2 separate regions of the Homo sapiens genome follow, and region 2 is linked to region 1. A link is an interaction called in ENCODE POLR2A ChIA-PET data of the cell type or tissue named here. Cell type or tissue: PC-9. All regions are shown on one strand. Each heading gives the region's core, and the rest is flanking DNA. Links, peaks and the distances in the headings are about the cores only. Region 1 has its middle 15 kb from the start of VDAC2. Region 2 has its middle 11 kb from the start of ZNF503-AS1.

What was found. ChIA-PET counts read pairs that join two places held together with the same protein. Peaks named below come from ENCODE experiments on the same cell type or tissue, not always from the same donor. Only the 100,000 strongest peaks of a DNase experiment are listed, where the experiment ranks them.
Region 2: POLR2A ChIA-PET joins it to region 1 with 12 read pairs; 4 of 35 experiments call an interaction of 5 or more read pairs at or near these places.

What each region holds. Positions count from the first base shown.
Region 1 is chr10:75,189,176-75,201,755 of GRCh38, forward strand. No RefSeq gene overlaps it. Among named protein-coding and RNA genes, the nearest start is that of VDAC2, 15 kb to the right of the region's middle. RefSeq lists a silencer at 4,695-4,895. In PC-9, for the core only: a CTCF peak has its summit at 2,758; DNase peaks (open chromatin) are centred at 2,766, 3,136 and 6,216; H3K4me3 peaks cover 385 bases; H3K27ac peaks cover 1,375 bases.
Region 2 is chr10:75,280,360-75,290,649 of GRCh38, forward strand. It overlaps a transcript of ZNF503 not described here. Among named protein-coding and RNA genes, the nearest start is that of ZNF503-AS1, 11 kb to the right of the region's middle. In PC-9, for the core only: no CTCF peak of the experiment used is centred there; a DNase peak (open chromatin) is centred at 1,782; H3K27ac peaks cover 590 bases.

The sequences.
Region 1 (12,580 bases), core at 2,708-10,707:
ATCTGAAATGATCAGGCCACTGTCCATGAAATGAGGGAGACCTAGCCTTGATGAAATAGTTTGTTCTCATTGGCCAGAGCTAGCGAGTGGAACCCCTACCTGCCCACAGTGGGGAAGTGCCTAGCCCTGAGCCTCACCTTGAGCACAGTCCTGCTTCTCTGAGCCAGAGTTCCTGAATGGGTCCAGTATCTGAGCTGTGGCATCCGAGGGGACTCTGAGGCAAAGCCTTGGGTGGAACAGGGCTTGGCAGAGGTGGAGGTGGCCCTCAGCCCACTTGATAGGTCAGTGGGAATCGGGAGCTGCTCTCTCGGAGTGCTTCAAAAGGAAGGCAGGAGACGGGGCTTCTGATCTAGGCAGCAGGGAGAGTGAATTTGCCCTTTCCTGGACAGTAGTGAAATGGGGGCAGATGGCGTCTGGCGAGGGGGTGGCAGTGTAATGTGTTTGCGCCCTCTCCCCCATACGCTGCTGGGCGTCTTCACAGAGAGGCACAGGGAGCATCGCCTCCCTTGGCCCAACCTTTGCCAAACCCCCATCCTGTGGACTGGCTTCCCGGGTCAGCTCACCAAGCAGCTCCTGTTTACACAGCTTCATCCACCCTCTGCTGCTAAACCTAAAGGTAGCCATTGTCTTCTCAAGGCAAATATCAGCAAGCCTTTGGCCTCCACTCTGGACTCAACCCCTCACCCTCTGCAATCCTTCCTATTAAGAAAGCCATCTAAAGTAGAAATGGCTGCTAATCTCAACTGCCACACTCTAATGGGGCTTGGCTTTCAAGGGGAAGACCTGGGTTCTGTCTCTTAGTCATGATGTAATGGGACTGTGTATGAGGTCAGGCAAGTCACCAAACTGCACTGTCTCAATTTCCTCCTTTGATATAACGCATGATAATATTTGGAAGGCAGATAGCATAGTGGTTTAAGGACACAGACTCAGAAGCCAAGTGCCTGGATTCAAATCTTGGCTCCCCCACTTACTAGCTGAGTAACCTTGGGCAATCACGTAACCTCGCTTTCTCTCCGTTTTGAGGTGATTATAGTACTTACCTTCATAGGGTTATTCTGAGGATAAAATGCAAAGGATGTAAAGTGTTAAATATTATTATTATAAATGTTAAACATTGCTATTATTAGCATATTTTAAGGATATTATAAGGACCTACTGAGTTCATATTATAGAAGTACTTTGAGGCCAGGCGTGGTGGCTCACGCCTGTAATCCCAGAACTTTGGGAGTCCGAGGCGGGCAGATCACCTGAGGTCAGGAGTTTGAGACCAGCCTGACCAATATGATGAAATCCCATCTCTACTAAAAGTACAAAAATTAAGCTAGGCGCGGTGGCTGACACCTATAATCCCAGCACTCTGGGAGGCCGAGGCAGGTGGATCACCTGAGGTCAGGAGTTCCAGACCGGCCTGGCCAATGTGGTGAAACCCCGTCTCTGTTAAAAATGCAAAAATTAGCTGGGCATGGTGGCAGGCACCTGTAATCCCAGCTACTCGGCAGGCTGAGATAGAATTGTTTGAACCCAGGAGACGGAGGTTGCAGTGAGCCGAGATCATGCCACTGCACTCCAGCCGGGGCAACAGAGCAAGACTCTGTTTCAAAAAATATATACAAAAATACAAAAATTAGCTGGGCGTGGTGGCATGCACCTGTAATCCCAGCTACTCAGGAGGCTGAGACAGGATAATCGCTTGAACCCGGGAGGCAGAGGTCGCAGTGAGCGGAGATCGCACCATTGCACTCCAGCCTGGGCGACAAGAGTGAAACTCTGTCTCAAAACAAACAAACAAAAAAACCCTTCTCTCTTTTTTTTTTTTTTGAGATGGAGTCTCACTCTGTTGCCCAGGCTGGAGTGCAGTGATGCAATCTCGGCTCACTGCAGCCTCCGCCTCCCAGGTTCAAGTGATTCTCCTGCATCAGCCTCCCAAGTAGCTGGGATTACTAATTTTTGTATTTTTAGTAGAGATGGGGTTTCACCATGTTGGCCAGGCTGGTCTCGAACTCCTGACCTCAAGTGATCCGCCTGCCTCAGCCTCCCAAAGTACTGGGATTACAGGCATGAGCCACTGTGCCCGGCCTAAAAAAAACCCTTCTCATTGGTCTCCTGTATCTTGAAAAGCCTAGCTCTACTGCATAAAGAGGTCAGAGTGTATTTTTCCAGTCTTCTTGGATGGCATCCATTTCCATAATTCCACACTGTTTTGAAGTCTTTTTTTTTTTTTTTTTTTTGAGAGGGAGTCTCGCTCTGTCACCCAGGCTGGAGTGCAGTGGTGCGATCTTGGCTCACTGCAACCTCCGCCTCCCGGGTTCAAACAATTCTTCTGCCTCAGCCTCCCGAGTAGCTGGGACTACAGGCGCGTGCCACCACACCCAGCTAATTTTTGTATTTTTAGTAGAGACGGGTTTCACCATGTTGGCCAGGATAGTCTCGATCTCCTGACCTCGTGATCTGCCCTCCTTGGCCTCCCAAAGTGCTAGGATTACAGGCATGAGCCACCGCGCCCAACAAAGTCTTTTTTTTTTCTTTTTTTTCCCCACCAATACTTGCTATTTAATTAGTCTTTTGGTTTGGAACAAAAGGTAAAGAATTCATAAATGCCACCAACTAAGCACCTGTTTCAAATAAAGCATCAGTATTCAGCTTGCAAAATAATTTCTTTATAATTAAGCAAACAGTGCCAAAAGACCCACGTCATTTGCTTCTTTCTTCCTGGAGAAGTGGGCAGGAATACTGCATCCTAGTGGACTCTCTGTGTTCAATCAAGTCCTGAGTTGAGTTTTGTTTCCCTTTCGAGATGACTATAAAATCACCTAAAGGTCAAGGAAAATGGTCTTCCTATGATAAGGAAGTTTTGCTTTAGTGTAGATGACCACTCTCCTGTGTAAGGTAGGGAGGGAGAATGTTCCGTTCCTTTCCTCTGCTACATATCTTCTTTCTTCTTCTGCATGAGATGAAAAAATTACTCTGCCTTCAGTCCAGCAGATGCACTCGGCTCCCCAGAGGTCAGCGCACCCCAAGCCCAGAGGCCGGCTGGCCTCGGCACGTCTCACTCCACTATCTTCCCTCCTCCCTGAACTCTGTTTACACAAGGCTGGTCTTGGCTCTGAGGCTGCTAGATTTTAAATGCAATCTCACTGGTGACTCACTGGTGCATCGTCATTTGGCTTTGCCTGGAATTAAGTGGAGCAATGCAAATGATTTTTACATTTTTCAATTGAGAAATCACAATTTTTTTTTTTTTGAGACAGGGACTTGGTCTGTCACCCAGGCTGGAGTACAGTGGTGCAATCATGGCTCACTGCAGCCTCAACTTCCTGGGATCAAGCAATCTTCCCACCTCGGCCTCCTGAGTAACTGGGGATACAGGTGCACACAACCACACACAGCTAATTTTTTTAAAATTTAATTTAATTTTTTTTTTTTGAGATAGAGTCTCGCTCTGTCGCCCAGGCTGGGGTGCAGTGGCGCAATCTCGGCTCACTGCAACCTCCGCTTCCTAGGTTGAAGTGATTCTCCTGCCTCAGCCTCCCGAGTAGCTGGGACTACAGGTGCACGCCACCATGCCCAGCTAATTTTTGTATTTGTAGGAGAGACGGGGTTTCACCATGTTGGCCAGGCAGGTCTTGATCTCCTGACCTCATGATCCACCTTCCTCGGCCTCCCAAAGTGCTGGGATTACGGGTGTGAGCCACTGCGCCCAGCCCACGCAGCTGATTTTTAAATTTTTTGTTGTTGTTGTTAGAGAAAGGGTCTCACTTTGTGGCCCAGTCTGGTTTCAAACTCTTGGGCTCAAGCGATCTCCCTGCCTTGGTCTCTCAAAGTGTTGGGATTACAGGCGTGAGCCACTGCACCCAGCCAGCAATCATATTTTTAGACATCTGCCTATGGCCCAGACAGAGTAACAGGGATGAGATTTACTCTTTTGCCTCATCAATGCCCCCTAATTTGTCACTGAGGCCCTAAATATGATCCTCCAGATGCGATATGGGTCTGGTGCTGAGGACAGCCAACCCGTGCTCTCCCTTGACCTGGACTGGGCATATATGGGTCATGACATGGCTGGGGATATGGGCTAAGCAACACCTGGGGGTCTATGTCTTATTTCATGCTTGTAATTTCATGAGGAGGTAGAACTTGAGCAGGCACTGTCTTGCGTAGGTTCCAATCGGGCCTTAGCTGACCTCTCCAGCCTGGTCTTGCTGGGTAACCTTCTCCCCTAATATCCCATCCATTGTCATTTTCATTCTTGCCATATTGTTTGCAGCTGGCTAAATATGTCTTGCAGTTGCAGTATCAGGCCCGAGCACCTTTCCTTCATGTGCTGCCCTTCTTCTCCCTGTCTGCCAAACACATTCTCCTTTTTTTGAGACAGACTCTCGCACTGTCACCCAGGCTGGGGTGCAGTTGGCACGATCTCGGCTCACTGCAACCTCCGCCTCCCCGGTTCAAGTGATTCTCCTGCCTCAGCCTCCCAAGTAGCTGGGACTACAGGTGCCCGCCACCACGCCCAGCTAATTTTTGTATTTATAGTAGAGACAGAGTTTCACCATGTTGGCCAGGCTGGTCTCGATCTCCTGACCTCGTGATCCACCCGCCTCAGCCTCCCAAAGTGCTGGTATTACAGGCGTGAGCCACTGTGCCTGGAGCATCCTCTCTTTTTTTAATAGCCCATGGTGCAACTAAATATATCCTCCTTTTTTTTTTTTTTTTGAGACTAGAGTTTCCCTGTGTCACCCAGGCTGGAATACAGTGGTGCTATCTTGGCTGTTGGCCAGACTGGTCTCAAACTCCTGACCTCAGGTGATCTGCCTGACTCAGCCTCCCAAAGTGCTGGGATTACAGGCGTGAGCCACCACGCCCGGCCTTATGGCCTCCCCACCCTTTTTTTTTTTTTTTTTTTGAGACTGAGTTTCGCTCCTGTTGCTCAGACGAGTGCAGTGGCACGATCTCTGCTCATTGCAACCTTCACCTCCCGGGCTCAAGTGATTCTCCTGCGTCAGCCTCCTGAGTAGCTGGGATTACAGGCACCCACGACCATGCCCGGCTAATTTTTTGTATTTTTAGTAAAGACGGAGTTTCACCATGTTGGCCAGGCTGGTCTCGAACTCCTAACCTCAGGTGATCTACCTGCCTCAGCCTCACAAAGTGTGGGTATTACAGGCGTGAGCCACCGCCCCCAGCCGTATCCCCCATTTTTAAGAATCCATTCAACGCTGAAGCCTTCATGAAGCTCCCTAGGTGAACTGACTCCTCTAACCCCACTGTCCTCTGTTCATACAGCTATCCTTGTACCTACAGCACTTTACAATACTTGCCCATTGTTCATGTCTGTCTCCCTTTCTAGACTGTGAGATTGTTGACTGTTACTTAGACCCCAGCACAGTGTCTGACACATTACTAGTTCCTTAATAAACATTCATAGAAAGGAGGGAGAAAGAATGTGTGTCACAAAATATGAAAGAATAGGGCCGGATCCCCAAACCCCCACCCCTGGAAGAACAGCCCATGCAAAAGCTAAGTATTTCTTTCCAGTGATGGGTACAATGATTTTTTTTTTTTTTTTTTTTTTTTATTGTTTTCCTTTCTTTTTTGAGACAGGATCTCCCTCTGTCATCCAGGCTGGAGTGCAGTGGCGTGATCATGGTTCACTGCAGCCTTGACCTCCTGGGACCAAGTGATCCTTTTCACCTCAGCCTCCCAAGTAGCTGGGATCATAGGCACATGGCCACAAAAAATAATTTGGTCTATTTTTTGTAGAAACGAGGTCTCACTATGTTGCCCAGGCTGGTCTCAAACTCCTGGCCTCAAGTGATCTTCCCACCTCGGCCTCCCAAAGAGCTAGGATTACAGGTGTGAGCCACCGTACCCAGCTGGTACAATGACTTTTGATTTTATGCTAACAGAGCCATTGAGGCATTAGTTGGGACTTCACTAATTTAGAGGGAATGACAAGATGGATAGTTTATTTTAAACCATTTATAAACACAGGGTTCATTAAAATACTGATTGTAAACAAGAGCAAGCATTTCAAGTAAACTTAAACACTTGATGAGTAACCCTTTCTATATAAACAATGGATAGACTGAATTAGGAAATATTCTCATCTGTTCATTAAAGCATATTTCCCTTAAGATCTACACAGAGGAGCAATTTATTAGCATAGTTCCACTAGATTCCTGAGGTAATAAAATGGAGTTTCTTTAAATATACTTTGATTCAGACAAACCAACTCTTGTTAACTGGACCTAGTCATTCTGAATTAACTATGCTTGAAGTTCTTGGCACTGCAGAGAGCAGAGTGATTCATCTAAATGGTGTATCTTTGTAGCTTGTCTCATAAAATTGCTGGAAATGCAGATAAATCGATGTTGTTTTGGAGGTGACGGTGGCGTCCCTGGTACATTTTGGCCTCTATATTTGAATTTCATAAACCCGGTGGCTTTCTACTTGTAGGGCAGCTGTGGCAGCAGCCTCAACTCTCAACAAGAACTCCTCCTACCTTCCCCTCCTCCAACCCCCCAAAAAAACTACAACCACAAAAGCCCACATCTGTATACATACACATACACGTAGAACTTCCCTGTTACATAAGGGCTTAAATGAAGAAAAACAGAGACTGGTCATGGAGGATCATCCAGTTAGAACAGAAGAAGGATCCTGTGGGGAGGAGACCTTGCTACACATGAGCTCCCTTACCTATAAGAGCGAGGAGGTGGCCGGTGCGGTGGCTCACACCTGTAATCTCAGCACTTTGGGAGGCTGAGGCGGGTAGATCACTTGAGGTCAGGAGTTCGAGACCAGCCTAGCCAACACGGTGAAACCCCGTCTCTACTAAAAACACAAAAATTAGCCGGGTGTGGTGGCGGGCACTTGTAATCCCAGCTACTTGGGAGGCTGAGGCAAGAGAATCGCTTGAACCCGGGAGGTGGAGGTTGCAGTGAACCAAGATGGCGCCACTGCACTCCAGCCTGGGCAATAGAGCAAGACTCAGTCTCAAAAAAAAAAAAAAAAAAAAAAAGAGCAAGGAGGCCTTTAGGGCTGGGCTATGCCCCCAAAGTAGGGCCGTAGGCATTTCTTCCTGCTGTGACTTACAGCTGGAAGTAAAATGTCCTGGTGCTATGGTTTCAAGGAACTAATGAGATTTTGGGAAGAGCTGGAGTAAGTGAAAATAACCTTTTCTCCCCTCTGAGAGCAATGCTGGACTCCTGGGACAGAGTGAAGCCCTTAACTGAGCCTCCACAGAGGCCAGGCCACAGCTAGACACATAGGCAGAAGATCTAAGAATTCCAGTAGCTTCCTCCTACAAAGACCTGCAACAGGTTAGTTTGGGAGCCACCACTCCTGAGCTGTGGTTTCCCTTGCCAAGTCAGACTCCTTGGGAAAACTCTAAAACTAAGGTGGCCTGACATGCTGCACTAATGGAGAAGGCCAGGAAAGCCTGGATTCTGTGTGTCCTCATTGTGCTCCCTCATCGATACACTGTCTCTCACCAGCCTTTGGAATTTCCTTCCTTTGGTTTTCTGCCATTTTTTTCTACTTTTGCTGAACTTGAGTCTGAGGCTTTCACTGCTCAAACCGCCCTTCCAGGTTGTATTTAACAGGGCTTAACAAGCACCACCAGGCTGGGCGCAGTGGCTCACGCCTGTAATCCCAACATATTGGGAAGCTGAAGTGGGAGGATCCCTTGAAGCCAGACCAAGCAACATGGTAAGACCCTCTTGTTCCTGGACCAAACTGAGGGTTGGGCTGCTATTTCTCATGGCCCAGTAACAAGATGCAGATGAACTAGGGAGGAAGAGAGTTTTTATTTCTGCAACCAGTGCAAAGGCCTGGAAATTATCACCAGACCAACTCAAAATTACAAAGTTTTCCAGAGCTTATATATGTTCCAAACTATATGTCTTTGTGTAAGTGTGCACATTGTGACACAGGAAGGAGGGGAGATAAAGTGGGAAGAGCCTCAGATGGCAACACAGTTCTAAGAAAGTTCAGCCAGGACAAAAGGTCATCCTCAAGCCAAAGCTGCAGCCTGTTAGAGGAGTCCCGGGTTTTGCAGGGGTGGCCCTGCATGAGTGTAGGTCTTTGGCGGGGAGCAGCCTGCCTGGCATCAGTAGGTCCAGAGCCCAGCAGCTGCAGCAGTCAGCCCTCTGCTCCTCACAACAGCAGATCGGAACAGCACCTTTCTATGATTGCCACAGTGGGCCTGGAAGAACTGGTTAAATTTCAGGGTGGGAATGATATTTAATGCAGCATACTTTTTTAGTCTCTCAAGATCCTTCTGTAAAAAACTGGAGCCATACTGCATTCTCTCAGAGACTCATCCTGCACAAAAGTGGGGCTCTGAGAAGTTACACTTACAAAATGGGTTAATCTTGGTTTAATCCAAAGTTTCCCCAACCTATTTGATCACAGAGCTCTTTCTGTATATGTAAATTATATTAATGACATGTGTAATTATTCAACAAAGCTGTGCTGGCTTAGAAAGTTAAGTTTAGGCCATGCCGTGGAGAGCTTTAACCTGTATGTTACCTGGTATGTGGGTTGCTTCATGGAGAGGTTCTGAAAAGGGGAGTCATGTACTCAGAGCTGTGTTCATCTCGCAGTGGGGTGTAGTGGGGATTGGAGCGAGAGGGTGGTCCTCAAAAGTCCTCAAAGTCATGGCTGATCAGTCCTTACAGCCATAACTAGCCCTGACACTGCCTCAGTTTCCAGACATAGGATGTGACTCATTTGAAATCCAATTGCTTTACTTCCCACCAAAGCTCTAGGAGAACTCAAATTGGTGGGAGAGATGGTGGGTCACCCAGTATCAAACTGACCAAACTCCTACAGCCAGAATAATGGCCCTTTGTCCCTCTGGCCTCCTCATCAGCTTCCCTCTGTATTGAGTGTCCAGGCGGCTGCCAGCCAAATTGCCTGTGTGACTTTCCCAGGCTTCAGAATGCTCCCTTTCCCTCCTTCCATTGCCTCCCACACTGGCCCCAGAGACACAGGGCAGCCACATAGTAGATTCAGGCAGCTGTGGGATGTGAATCACGAGACATTCTCAGTGGTGACCCAGTGAAAGGTCTTGGAGAAGCCCCCTCCCTGCTGCCCAATTTACCCTCACTGTGGAAGCTCCTGTCCTCACTACAAATTTAAAAGGAAAGAATTTTGAAGGCAACTCTGTCAATGGATGCAAGTCATGACTGGAATAGTCCAAAGCAGTGGACTCTTTAAATGTTGTATAAATATTACTAGTCACCCTCCATGGGGAAGGCTTTGACAATGAGGAGGCAATATAAGTGGTGGCTCAGAGTATGCGCCTCACACTCAGAGAGAGCTGGCTTAGATTCTGTCTCTAGCTCTTGAAGAACTAGCTATGCATCCCAAGCCAGGCCTGTGCATCTCCGTAAGCTTGTGTTTCACGCTTAATGGTACCTGTCTCATAGGGTTGTTATGAGAATTAAATAGGCCGGCCATGGTGGTGGGTGCCTGTAATCCCAGCTACTTGGGAGGCTGTGGCAGGAGACTCACTTGAACCTGGGAGTCAGAGGTTGCAGTGAGCCACGATCGTGCCACTGCGCCCCAGCCTGGGTGACAGAGCAAGACTCCATCTCAAAAAAAAAAAAAAGAGAGAGAGAATTAAATAAAGCACATGAATTGTTTCGAGCAATGCCTGGCACAAAGGAAGTGCCTGATATGTGTTAGCCATGACTACTTTGATTGTGTTTATTATTCATGACTAGTGTCATCATTATTAGATATTTGGTGGGTGGTGGGGATAGAGTTGAGTAAGAAACAATTCTCAGCCGGGCGCGGGGGGCTCACAATTGTAATCCCAGTACTTTCAGAGGCTGAGGCGGGTGGATCTCCTGAAGTCAGGAGTTTGAGATCAGCCTGACCAACATGGAGAAACCCCATCTCTACTAAAAATACAAAATTAGCCAGGCGTGGTGGCACATGCCTGTAATCCCAGCTACTTGGGAGGCTGAAGCAGGAGAATCACTTGAACCTGGGAGGCGGAGGTTGTGGTGAGCTGAGATCACGCCATTGCACTCCAGCCTGGGCAACAAGAGTGAAACTCTGTCTCAAAAAAAAAAGAAAGGAGGGCAGGACAGGGCAGGGCAGGGCAGGGCAGGGCAAGATTCTATTGAAGAGCTTGATGGGGAAAGCAGAGTTGTGGTTTTTGGTTTTTTTTAGTATAAAAAAAAAAGTGGGCTGGGGATAGTGGCTCATGCCTGTAATCCCAGAACTTTGAGAGGCCGAGGCAGGAGGATCACTTGAGCCCAGGAGTTCAAGACCAGCCTGGACAATATAGAGAGACCCTGTCTCTACAAAAATAAGAAAAATAGCCAGGTATGGTGGTGCACGTGCCTGTAGTCCCAGCTACTTGGAAGGCTAAGGTGAAAGGATTGCTTGAGCTTGGGAGGTTAAGTCTGCAGTGAGCTGAGATTGCGCCACTGCATTTGTTTTGAAAAATAAGAGAAAAGAAAAAAAAGAAAAAAAGAATATAAAAAGGAAAGGAAGAAAAGAAAAACGAAAATATTGTGTTAATGATGTTCACTCGGAAAATTAAAAAAAAAAAGAAAATATGTAATAAATGTTATAAGGTAACAAATTCCATAGAATTTCAGAGGAAATAAAATGAACTTGTAGCTGGTAAGACAGAAGAAAATTGTGGTGGGAGTATATTTGAGCTGGGCTTTATAAGGATTCAGAGAATTTAACTTAAAACAGTGGGGACAAGGAGGCATTCTAGGTACAGTGAGCATAAGCAATGGCAGTGACACTAAACAAACCGTGATTTGGGAATTGCCTGTGACCTGAATTGGCACAGGTGGCAGGTGGGAAACATGACTGTGACAGAGGCAAGATAGGATCATGGTTCCATCATCATTGTGTCAGGGACCTTATCCTATGGGTAAATGGGAGCCACTGAAGATCCTTGAGCAGGAGTCTCTGCGTTATCCCCACTATTGGGGCTAAGCATTCCCACAGAATGTGCTGAGCTTTTTTTTTTTTTTTTTGAGATGGAGTTTCACTCTTATTGCCCAGGCTGGAGAGCAATGGCGCTATCTCAGCTCACTGCAACCTCTGCCTCCCAGGTTCAAGTGATTCTCCTGCCTCAGCCTCCTGAGTAGCTGGGATTATAGGTGTGCGCCACCACGGCCCGCTAATTTTTATATTTTTAGTAGAGATGGGGTTTCACCATGTTGGTCAAGCTGGTTTCGAACTCCTGACCTCGTGATCCGCCTGCCTCGGCCTCCCAGAGTGCTGGGATTATAGGCGTGAGCCACTGCGCCCAGCTGTGCTGAGCTTTTTAAAGAAACAAAACAGTGTTTCACCAGTGTTCCAACCAGAACTCTGAGCAAGGCCACAGGTTACTGACTGAACAATGAATAGGAAAGCCTTTTTTTTTCTCTTTTTTGAGACAGGGTCTCACTCTGTCACCCAGGCTGGAGTGCAGTGGCGCGACCTCAGCTCACTGCAACCTTCGCCTCCTGGGCTCAAGCGACCCTCCCACCTCAGCCTCCCAAGTACCTGGGAGCACAGGTGTGTGCCACCACACCCAGCTAATTATTTTGTATTTTTTGGTAGAGATGGAGTTTTGCCATGTTGCCCAGGCTGGCCTCAAACTCCTGAGGTCAAGTGATCTGCCCGCCTCAGCATCCCAAAGTTTTGGAATTACAGGCATGAGCCACTGAGCCTGGCTGGAAAGTCCCTTTTTTTTTTTTTCTTTTTTAATTGAGACCGAGTCTGGCTCTTGTTGCCCAGGCTGGAGTGCAGTGGCATGATCTTGGCTCACTTGGCTCACGATCTTGGAGGATCAACCTCCACCTCCTGGGTTCAAGCAATTCTCCTGCCTCAGCCTCCCAAGTAGCTGGGATTACAGGCATGCGCCACCACGCCCAGCTAATTTTTGTATTTTCAGTAGAGATGGGGTTTCACCATGTTGGTCAGACTGCTCTCGAACCCCTGACCTCAAGTGATCTGCCCACCTCGGCTTCCCAAAGTGCTGGTATTACAGGCGTGAGCCACCGCACCCGGCGGGAAAGTCCTTTTATATCAAACTTTATATCAACTCTGAATGGTTAAACTGGGATATCAGTTGAGAGGAGCTGCATGAAGCTTGTACTTAACTTGTGTCCTGACTGTTGAGCTATAACTCCATTATCTGCTTTAATAATCACATTGTATATTAAAGACTAAATCGGGCAGATTAACCCTGAATGTGATCTGGAAAGCCGCAGAATGCTCCTCCTTTCTCCCAGTCACTCCTAGGATTTGATAGACAGTCTAGATCAGTGGTTTTCATGTTTTAGTGTGGCTAAAAATGGCAGCCCGAGGTTGTATACCCAAAACCAGGCACACTGTCCTTTATGCATGATTTAATGGATTTTCACAGGCACTGGCTTGACTTTTGAGCCCACTGAACCCTAGCATGCCCCGCACCTCTGGCCGTTGGCCCTAACTCCCCAAAATATGAGTTCATCTGTTCATTTCTGCTCTTCCTAGTTTTATCCCAGTCTTGTCTGCACTTCCTTCTCCTTGGTTTGAACTTCTACTGTTGCCCTCCTCACCCCATCCCATTGTG
Region 2 (10,290 bases), core at 1-8,000, 88 kb after region 1:
TGGTTCAGAAGCCTGCAAGGCAATATTCCTCAGTCCATGTGTCTCCTTTCCTGACAGATGGCCCTTGTTTGAACCCTTCATGGGGTAAGCAACTCAGAGTGGCGTGTTTTGCTGCTGGGAAGCTCAGATTGTGCCAGAATTACATCTCCCTGGAGATGATTGTGGTGGGCTTGGTATCTTGGAGGGGTGTGTATGCGTGTGTGTGTGTGTGTGTGTGTGTGTGTGCATTTATGGGAAACACTGTGTTTTCATTCATCCATTTATTCATTCATAAAACATACGGTTATGGGGCAACAGCCCCATGCTAGGTTCTGGAGATACAATGACCTCTGCCTTCATGGTGCTTACAATCTAGTGGGGGAAACAGATACAACTGATGATTCTGGCACTATGAGAAATAAGCATTTGTATGACAGGAGAGAGGGAGGACCCAACTTAAGGTTGATGGGCCATGAAGGACTCCTCTGAAAAAAGGAACATCTAAATCAGGCCTGAGAGCTGAGTAGAAATTAGGCAGGGGAAGAAACAGGGGTAGAATGTTCCAGGTGGAGGTAATGTGTGCATGAGGGTGATGTGGTGGGCGAGAGCGGCTGCTTCAGGGAACTTCTCTGCCTGGCTGGAGCAAGGCAGGTAAGCAGAGCCAGCTGGAGGAGAGGAGGCTGGGGACACACAAAGCCTGCTGTGTGATAAGGTGACCATGTAATTTATCATCCAGACTAGAATGCATTGAAACTGAAAGGTCGCTCTCCTAATAATATTGTTGGGATGACGGTCACTCTACTTGTAGGTCAGGGTAAAGAGTTTGAGTTTTAGTCTCAGGAATATGGGAAGCCACTGGGGCCTCAAGGAAAGAGAGATGTGACCTAGTTTGCACCCGGAGGGGCCTGAGATGGGGCTATAGGACTCAGAAACCTCCTACCAGCCTTCCCATCTGCATGGAGGAGACACCTGAAGAAGATTTGGAGAGTATCAGAAGTCTTGGGGTAAATGAGCGAGGCAGCCAGGAGCCCAGAAATGGCCTTTGTAATCCTGTGGGACAGGTGATGAGCACATTACTGTCGAGTGTGCCGCCTGGTTCCTGCCTGCTTCCTGACAGATGCTCCTCCTAGCAAGTGAATCTGCCCCCAGCTGAATAGGAAGGAGACAGTGATAAGAACTTCCTCATGAGTACCACGACTGGGGGATGCTCTGTCATGCCCCAGCTGCAGATGGAGGTGGGAAGGGAACAACCCCCTTCCCAATGATTTTACAAAGCAGGAGTGTGAGATGTATGGATAAGATGTCCAGGCTCTCATTTTGATACCCAGGCACACTGGTTTCCAGAGTTAACCACTCAGGACATTGTCTGTCCAAAGAAGAGGCCACAGCTTGCTCTGGAGCTTACACATGGGGGAGTGATCATGGGGTCACCCCTGTCCACTCACACATAGATCCATAGACCCGGGTCCAGAGGACAAAGCACAAATTCTCCCCCTCCCCCTTAGGGGTGTTGAGGTAGGCAGACCCCAGAAATAGTGGTAGCTTAGAAGGGAACCAAATTTCCAAAACTCCTCAAAGCTGTCTGTGCACATACCCAGAATATCAGAGTCATTCTCCAGTTGGGACTCAGGTCTCTTCCATCAGACCAAGAGGTGGCTAAGGATAATAGCTGGGTGTGGCAGACACTGTCCATTGCATATCCAACAGCCATCCCCGCTCCTTCCCTGTTAACAATGTGACTTGTGTAATTAGCAACTGGAGATTCTTTGATCTTAGGGAGGCAAAGATCAAGGGCCCTCTGGCAGTCCCAGGAGGTGAATCATGATTGGTCTAAACAAGTCATGACAACTCATTCCCTTGGCCAACGACTGGTGTAGGTGGGGAGAAGGTGAGAGAGATGGGATCTGGCCAATCACAGGCAAGGGGAAGTCTGCTGGGGAGGGTTCCTCTTCCCAAATAAAAAGACAAAGCCTTGGCTGGGGGAATTCCTTTTATCCCTTTTTTTTAAACCCTCTTCCCTCCCTGGACTGAAGATATGATGCTTTGTGTTGCAGAGGTCTCTTTGCAACCAAAATGCAAGAAGTTAGAATGCAAGGATGGTGAAGCAGGAAGATAGAAAGAGTCTCAGTTCTTGAAGTCATCATTGAGCTGCTCCAGCTCTGGATGGCCCTGCCTCTGGGTTTCTTGTTATGTGGGACAAGTAACCTGCACCATGTAAGCTGCTGTAGCTAGGCATTCTGTGATGTGCAGCTGGAGTCTGCCTCTGACTCCCACCCTCATGGGAAGGAAGCTTCCATTTTCGGGGATTCCTGCTTCCATCCTTGAAGGAGGAATTGAATCGCACAAAGACATAAGGGGCTCTCAAGATCTCAAGACCATGAATCCTAGTTTGGGCTCTTCCCTAACAGGATGACCTTGGGTAAATTAGTCGTGTTGGGTCTTGGTGTCCTTGTCTGCACAATGGATGCAGTAACAGTACTTGCCTCATAGGGTTGTGGGAAGGAAGTGAGCTAATCAATGGAAATCACTGGATATAAAGTAGGTGTTCAATAAAAGTCAGCTCCCTTCCCTCTCTGGGAGTCACACAGAACTGCCCCTCCAAACTGTCAGGTTGCCTACATGTTCAATGTGCATGTCACCCTTCTTACCAGGAGAAGATTTGCATTATGGAACCTTGAGTTTTAAATTAAGTGTCAAATATAATTTGATAGTTCTAAGAATTAATTATGTGACTGCCCTTAGAAAAGCCAGGAAGGGAGAAAAGCACAGGGAGGGAAGCTAGGGAAGCTCCCTTACTCACCAGGGAATTGGATGGAAGAGGACAAGGATGGTGCTTTGCACATTAGTGCGTTTCCCACCCGGGACTTTCAGAAGCAGGGCTCCTTGAGGAGTGATGAAAGGGGCAGGTGTGAGGGATAGAGAAGAAAATCTTACCAGGAGGTGTCCCCCTGTCATGGGCGGCTCTGTCCTGCCTGGCCCCGCCCTCCAAGGCGTGCGCACATTTGTCAGCAGCAGACATACGTGTGGCTGGTGTCAATCCTCCTCCTATAAGAGAAGAGAAGCATTTCCTGCAAGAGTGGTGGGGGAAGAGAGAGACATGCAGGCCAGAAGGGAGGCCACATTTGTCTCGATGACAAACCAAGGACAAAAGCTCAGCCTGGAGCATTCCAGGAGGGGCCTGCCTCTTCCTGAGGGTGGAGAGAACTGTCGTCCCCTGTATGTTTCGAGGGGGGAGACAGAGTGCAGGGAGGGAGCAGGTTGACGTGGGCATCGGGAACCCAACCCAAGCCAACCGCCCCCACCCCTACCCCAGCCTCCTGCCACCCTCTCCGAGGAGTCTGGGTTTAATTTTCTGGTCAGTGTGAAAAGGAGGAGGAAGATGATGAGGAGGAGGAGAAGAAAGGAGGGAGTTAAAGTTCTAATGCAGTCGGCTGGGATCTGTCATTCAGCGTACAGCTCACTGACGACTCAGGGCAGCTTCAGCTGTAAGCAGCCTGTGATTTATGGACACCGAGTGAACTCCTGCGGCAGAAACCAGCCTTGAGATCAGAGCAGCAATAGGGCTCTTTTTTGGCAGGAGACAGGGCCTGCATTTTTCTCATTCATGCCAAACTGCTTTGCACGGCAATTAGCTCTGTCCTCATTTAGTCTCCAGTCCCAAAGGGTAATGAAAGTCATATATCATCTTCAGGACTGCTAATTATTGAGCTCGCTTACAGGTAGGCTTTGTAACTGTGAGAAGGGCCTGTCTGACCAATATTTATTACTCTTCCAATAAGTAAGCAAAGAAGGAGGGGGTGGGTAAGGGAGCAGAGAGGGGAGGGAGAAGAAGGGAGGGAAGGAAAGAAGGGGGAAAAACAACTTTCTTGAAAGACCGCCCAACCCCAGCCCTAGGATCTCTGACATACCTTCTGCAAATGTGCTCATCAGAGGGGAAACATCTTTATTCCACGGAGCCATCTTTCATGCCATAACAAACCAGCCTAAGAGAGCAGACAGTAGGGAGGAGAGGCCCAGAAGAGGGAGCAGCAGGCGGGGAGGGGGCGTTGGTGGGGAGGGTTGCTCTGGAGAGTGGGGAAGGGTACTGGGTTGGGGGAAGGGGACTGGAGGGCGATGGGGAAGAGAGGACAGGAAGGGAGCAAAGCAGAAATAGAAGAAAAAAATTCTCTCAACCCCTACCCAGGTCCAGAACCTTCTATCATCATTCCTGGGCCTGATGTGGGGAATGGTAGTGGTGGGTCAGGGCTTGGCCTGGGATTAGCTATGTCTGTCGCTTCCAGGTGTGGAGTGTGTAAGGCTAATACCAGAAAGGGTTTCATCTGGGCCCTTCACCTTCAAGCTGATGGTCTCACCACCAGGTGGATGTAGTGTCTGGATTATAGTCTGCCCAGCGATTTCCATGGGTGTGGTTAACTAAGGGGAGAGTCAGTCTTTATTTACACTCAAATGGACTCTAAAAATACAATTACTATTAGCTGGGGTTACTGATGGTTATTTTAAACAGAGAATGCAATTAAAGCAAGAGCTAAAGAAATACAAGTATTTAAGCACCATTAGATGCCATAATCCTAATATTCAACATGGAACCAATATTTGAGTGCCTACCTAACAGATAAGTCAGGCATACTACACTGACCAAGATGGACAAGGTTCTTGCCCTCATGGAGCTTCTAGTCCAATGACCCATTACTACTTATTGATCATGGTTTGTTTTCCATCTCCACTTAAATGATAATAACAGCCAACAACCCTGACTTATCAACATAACTAACATCTGTGTTTATTATTTGTTATTATTAGTGCTTATTATGTGCCAGGCACTGTGCTGCAAGCTTTGTGTTCACATTTCTCATTGAATTCTCACAACCACTACAGAGTTGGTGCTGGTACCATCTCCGTTTTACAGACAGGTTAAGTTACATGTCCAAAGTCTCACAGGTAGTGAGAAATTGAACCCATACCATCTGGCTCCAGAGTCTATCCTCTAAACCCTGACACCAGATTTTCCTGAATTCATTCTGAATCATTTGAATTTCTAGTTAATGACATTGGTGCCTTGGTCTGCTTGGCAGCAGATGCCCTCCTAGACAGATTTTTCTCTTCTGCTCTCAGCATCCCTCCCACTCAGCCTCCATGGATTGTGAACTCATTGACTTCAAACTAAATTGGAGAGAGACTTAAGTTGACTTGCAAGCCCTTGCAGTTAGCACCTGCTAATCTGGAATCCTTCCTCAACTGTGGGAGAAACGGTGACGTGGGTGAGTCCTCCTGATTCCATTCAGGGACATCATGTTGAAAGCCGGACACTGACATGATAGGAATATTTACACTATGGAAAATGGCAAATGCTACAAGTCAGGTCTTTGTGTTTGTTTATTTTCCTGAAGAGCTGGTCATTAAGCATTGACCAGCACACTGCTGGAGAGGACCCAAGGGGTCCTTTGGAAGGGGAAAACATTAGGCTGTAGCTGATGGCAACCTCCTGGCAGTCTGTGTCCATGGAGGAGACAGCAGGGAGCACCAGAGAAGGAGACAAGAGAATCATGTTCTAGACCTGGCTTTGCGGCTGAGGGAGCGGGTCTTGAGTTGTTTTTTCTCATTTGTATCGGGTGGGCTCAGCCATAGGAATAGGTATAGAACTATTTTCAGAAATAGCCTGGATGGCCGGGCTCAGTGGCTCACACCTGTAATTCCAGCACTTTGGGAGGCCGAGGCAGGTGGATCACTTGAGGTCAGGAGTTCAAGACCAGCCCGGCCAACATGGTGAAACCCCGTCTCTACTAAAAATGCAAAAATTAGCTGGTCCTGGTGGCACGCGCCTGTAGTCCCAGCTACTCAGGAGGCTGAGACAGAAGAATTGTGTGAACCCAGGAGGCGGAGGTTGCAGTGAGCAGAGATTGTGCGCCACTGCACTCCAGCCTGGGAGACAGAGCAATACTGTCTCAGGAAAAAAAAAAAAAAAGAGCCTGGAGCTAAGAAATAAACTTACTTGAATTTAATTATGTTTTTACTCAAATATAAGGCAGTTCCACTACATGATTAAATACTGGGCTAGGGCTGTGGGTCTGTGTGTGGAGCCCATGTTGCTCTATGAGCCCCACTGGCATGGGTCATGTTCCCGTGGCTTCCTCCTGCTTTCTTCTCCAGCCTTGGAGCAAGATAGAACGGAGCCAGAAAACTGCCTCTTCTCTTCTCTGTGACCTTAGACAAGTTGCTTAGCTTTTCTGTGTCTTCATTTTCTCTTCTGTGAGATGAGGATAATGGATTGTACCTGCTCGTATGGGTGCTGTGAAGCCTGACTGAGATGCACATCAGATGCTGGGAAGAGACTTGGTGCATGAGAAGCCCCCAGTATATGGTCAGTGTTGCTGCCATTTCTTCCTTGTATTGTCTCTTCTTTTGGGGGAAAGGTGTCCCACACCAACCTCCTGGCTTCCAGGGCTTACAGGGGGCCAGGGCTGAGACAGAGGGGCTGCGTCGCCTCTCCAGAAGAAGCTGGCATCCTCAGCTGAAGCCACACATCCTCATAGTTGTGTGTGAACTGTGTCTTTCTAATTTACTTATGACACTCCTAGCAGCTATTGCAAATCTTTTTGTGTTCCTTAAGCTCCCACCACTGGGAGTGAGGTGTGATCCTGGTGTCTCATGTGCCCTGATGTGGAGGTTCCAGCTGAAGGGGCATGACCCTGGAATCTGCAGGTGGGTCAGCTGGGAAGGATGCCAGACAGGTATGTGGGACTCCACAGCCTCTACTTGCTTTGAGCCAGTCTGTCTCTGTCCCCGTGGGGTCAGAAGTGCCCTCTGCATGGTCAGCTTCTGATCCTAGCAGGAGGGGATCCTGGTCCTCTCCTTGTGCTTATGGTGGTGACCATCTGTTGGGTGGCTGCCACCAGTCTGCCACCTCCCATGCTGCAGCTCCCTGGACCCAGCTCAGGGAGATTGTAATGCTCTTCTATCACGTCTCTCCCCACTACAGGCTTCTCCCCTACAATATCTGAACACAAGCACACTATGTTCTCTCCCATCTTCCAGTTGCTGCTGTCCCCTGGTCCTAGGGGACATATCCATCTACCAGCCTGGATGCATGCCTGCTCCCCATCCTTTCCTGACCCCCCTTCTGGCTTTCTTTCCAGCCTGCCCTGGAGCCCACCCTCTACTCTCTCCTGGGCTGTCTTTCCATTTCATTCCTCAGTCTCCCATTCCTGTTACCTACCCTCCCATACCTACTTACCAGGGTCTGGCCTTTGTGATACTTTCTGGACCTGTGACTTAAGGCTTCCTGAGGGTAGGTTGAACAGAGTGAGCCTTGAGCAGGGCAGGAGTGAGTGGACCAGGGCCTCTGACAAGATCAGGGTCCAGGTCTCCCTCCTCATTCTGCTGCTCCATGTTGATTTCATTCCCTCCGCCCAGCTTTTCCTCACATCAGGTCATGGCTGCCAAAGCTATGACCTCATATCCATGCCCCTGGAGGATGAAGGATATCTATCCCTGAGTCTAGTTGCAAATTCCTCAGGAAGGACTCCAGTTGTCCAAGTTGGGGACATGTGCTTAACCCTGGACCATTCACTGTCCAGGATAGGGTACTGGGGTCAGTCTGCCGGGGCCCCTTCCCACTCTTGTGCATGGTTAGATATGGTGTTGTCCAGAGGAAAGGAGATGCACGGCTGAGCGAGGAAAACATCACTGCCCTGCAGGTGGAGATGGATGGCTCTGACATTCCAGCACTAGCCATAGCTGTGAGCCAAGCCACACAGGGCACTGAGTTCAAACACAGATGATCCTGCCCTGTCGGGATTTGTCTCAAGAGAGCCACAGTTACATTGGCAGCAAGATCATAATCTTTTTATTTATTTAATGAACCGGAAGTGTTAATTGCAGAAATTTGGGCAAAGTTCTGATGGGGTGGCCCCAGCCAAGGTTTGACCAAGGTGCACTGCCTAGGTCTAGGCAGATAAGACAAGAGTAGAGGAAGTGTGCCTGGGCCTGGGGCCTCAGAGCTGCGAGATGATGTCGGGACCTGGGCAGCAGGTGAAGTCTGTGCAGTTGGGCTACATGTCCAAGGCCTTTACCACGCTGTCCTCCATCACCACGGAGAACTCTTGAGCCATCAATTCCCAAACAGTAGCAGCAACAAGTCATCTAGTAACAAATCAGACTGCTTCCCAAAGGCTCCAGTGGGGTCAGCTGGGAGCTGAACCTTGCCTTTTGTGTTGGGGCTCCCTGCCACTCACCAGTCACAGATACAGTGGACACTCCGATTTGCCACCACCTGGACCCACTTGGCCTGCAGAGCCCCAGCTTGCTCCACAAATCCCAGCAGGTGGGCTGTGGAACAACTCAGGGTAAGGGGGTGACTCAGAACCTGTGATGATGCAGGACAGTTGCCAATGGGAAACTGGGCTCAGGATAAAGAGGGAAATTCACTGACACTTTGAATTCATGGGTGGGGGTCTCAATGGGAGTCATAGAACAAAAAGTATTTTTCCCTAAACTTTGCTGCATGTGTTAATTTCCCCTCCATCTAGGCATCCATGTTTTTTTCTGTGGTCTGCCTGCACCAGGTACAGTAGGGACCAGGCGCTTGGTTGAGGGGGGCTGATCTGGCTTTGTCAGCAGTGGTCCACTTCCATGGACCTCTCTGAACTGGCCCAGCTCTCTTGTGAGTTACCATGGGGAAGGCTGGAGGTGTAGACAGACTGCCTCAGGGCTATGGAAAGAGGGCGGCCCTGGAGGGTGAATCTTCCCATGAGTACAACTCCTGCACTTGTAATACTTCTTGCTACTTGGGGGGCCAGAGCAGATTTCCAAGGTGAGAAGGAGTGGGAGCAAAGACTGTTTATGTTAGGGGCAAGGCTTGGTTTTGAATCGTAATAAAATCTGGTGGGACAGAGGGCCATGCTGGGGGAGAGGAAGGGCCAGGGCATAATAGAGGGTGATAACTGAGTCATGGACCAGTCCCAGCCCTAGATTTGCCGCCTGCCCACAGGCCTCTGGGCATGTCCTGACCATCTTGCCCCTATTGTTCGGTTACTACTGCTGCATAATAAACCACTCAAAATCATTTTATTATGTCAGTTTCTGTGGTCAGGAATTTGGATAGGGCACACTGAAAATGGTTTGTCTCTGAGACTTCATCAGGGCCAACTCGAAGACTGGGGCTGGAATCTTCTGGAAACGTCTTCATTCACTTTTTCAATTGTTTTTATTGTGGTAAAGTACACATAACATTTACCATGGTAACAATTATTATTACTATTATTATTTTTAGATGGAGTCTTGCTCTGTCACCCAGGCTGGAGTGCAGTGGTGTGATCTCAGCTCACTGCAACCTCCGCCTCCCGAGTTCAAGTAATTCTCCTGTCTCAGCCTCCCAAGTAGCTGGGACTGCAGCTAACTTTTGGATTTTTAGTAGAGACGGGGTTTCACCATGTTGACTGGGCTATGCTCGAACTCCCAGCCTCAGGTGATCTGCCCGCCTTGGCCTCCCGAAGTGCTGGGAATACAGGTGTGAGCCACCGCACCCAGCCTGTAACCATTTTTAAATGTACAGCTCAGTGTTATTAAACACATTCATAGTGCTATGCAGCCATCACCACCATCCTTCTTGAGACCTCTTCACCTTGTAAAACAGAAACTCTGTACCCACTAAACAATAATTCCCCATTCTCTCTTTCCTCTGCCCCTGACAACCACCATTCTACTTTTTGTCTCTATGAATTTGACTACTTTAGGTACCACCTGGAAGTGGAACCGTGCAGAATTTGGTTTTGTGACTGGCTTATTTCATTTAGCATAGTATTTTCAACATGATGTATCATGTTGCAGAATTCCCTTCCTTTCAAAGGCTGAATAGTATGCCATTGTGTGCATATACCCCATTCTGTTTATCCATTCATCTATCGATGGACAAGTGGGTTACTGCCATATTTTAGCTATCAAGAATAATGCTGTTATGAATAAGTCTTCTTTCTCTTTTGGTGAATGATGTTGGCTGTCAGCTGGGACGTTGGCTGGGCTGTGGGTCAGATACCTCTGTTGGCCTCTCCATGTGAACTCTCTGTACAAGCTAGTTGGGCTTCCTCACACCATGGCAGCTGGATTCTAGGAACCAGCATTGCTGGAGAGCTACCACAAGCTGCATGGTCTCTCTATGATCTTGGAAATCACTTAGTGTCACTTCTGCCACATTTTATTGGTGGAAGCAGTCACAAGTAGGCTCAGATGGAACAGGATGGGAATTAGCCTCCTTCTCTTCATGGAGAGAGGCAAGGTTATGTTCTAAGAAGAGCATGTGGAATGAGAGATACTGCT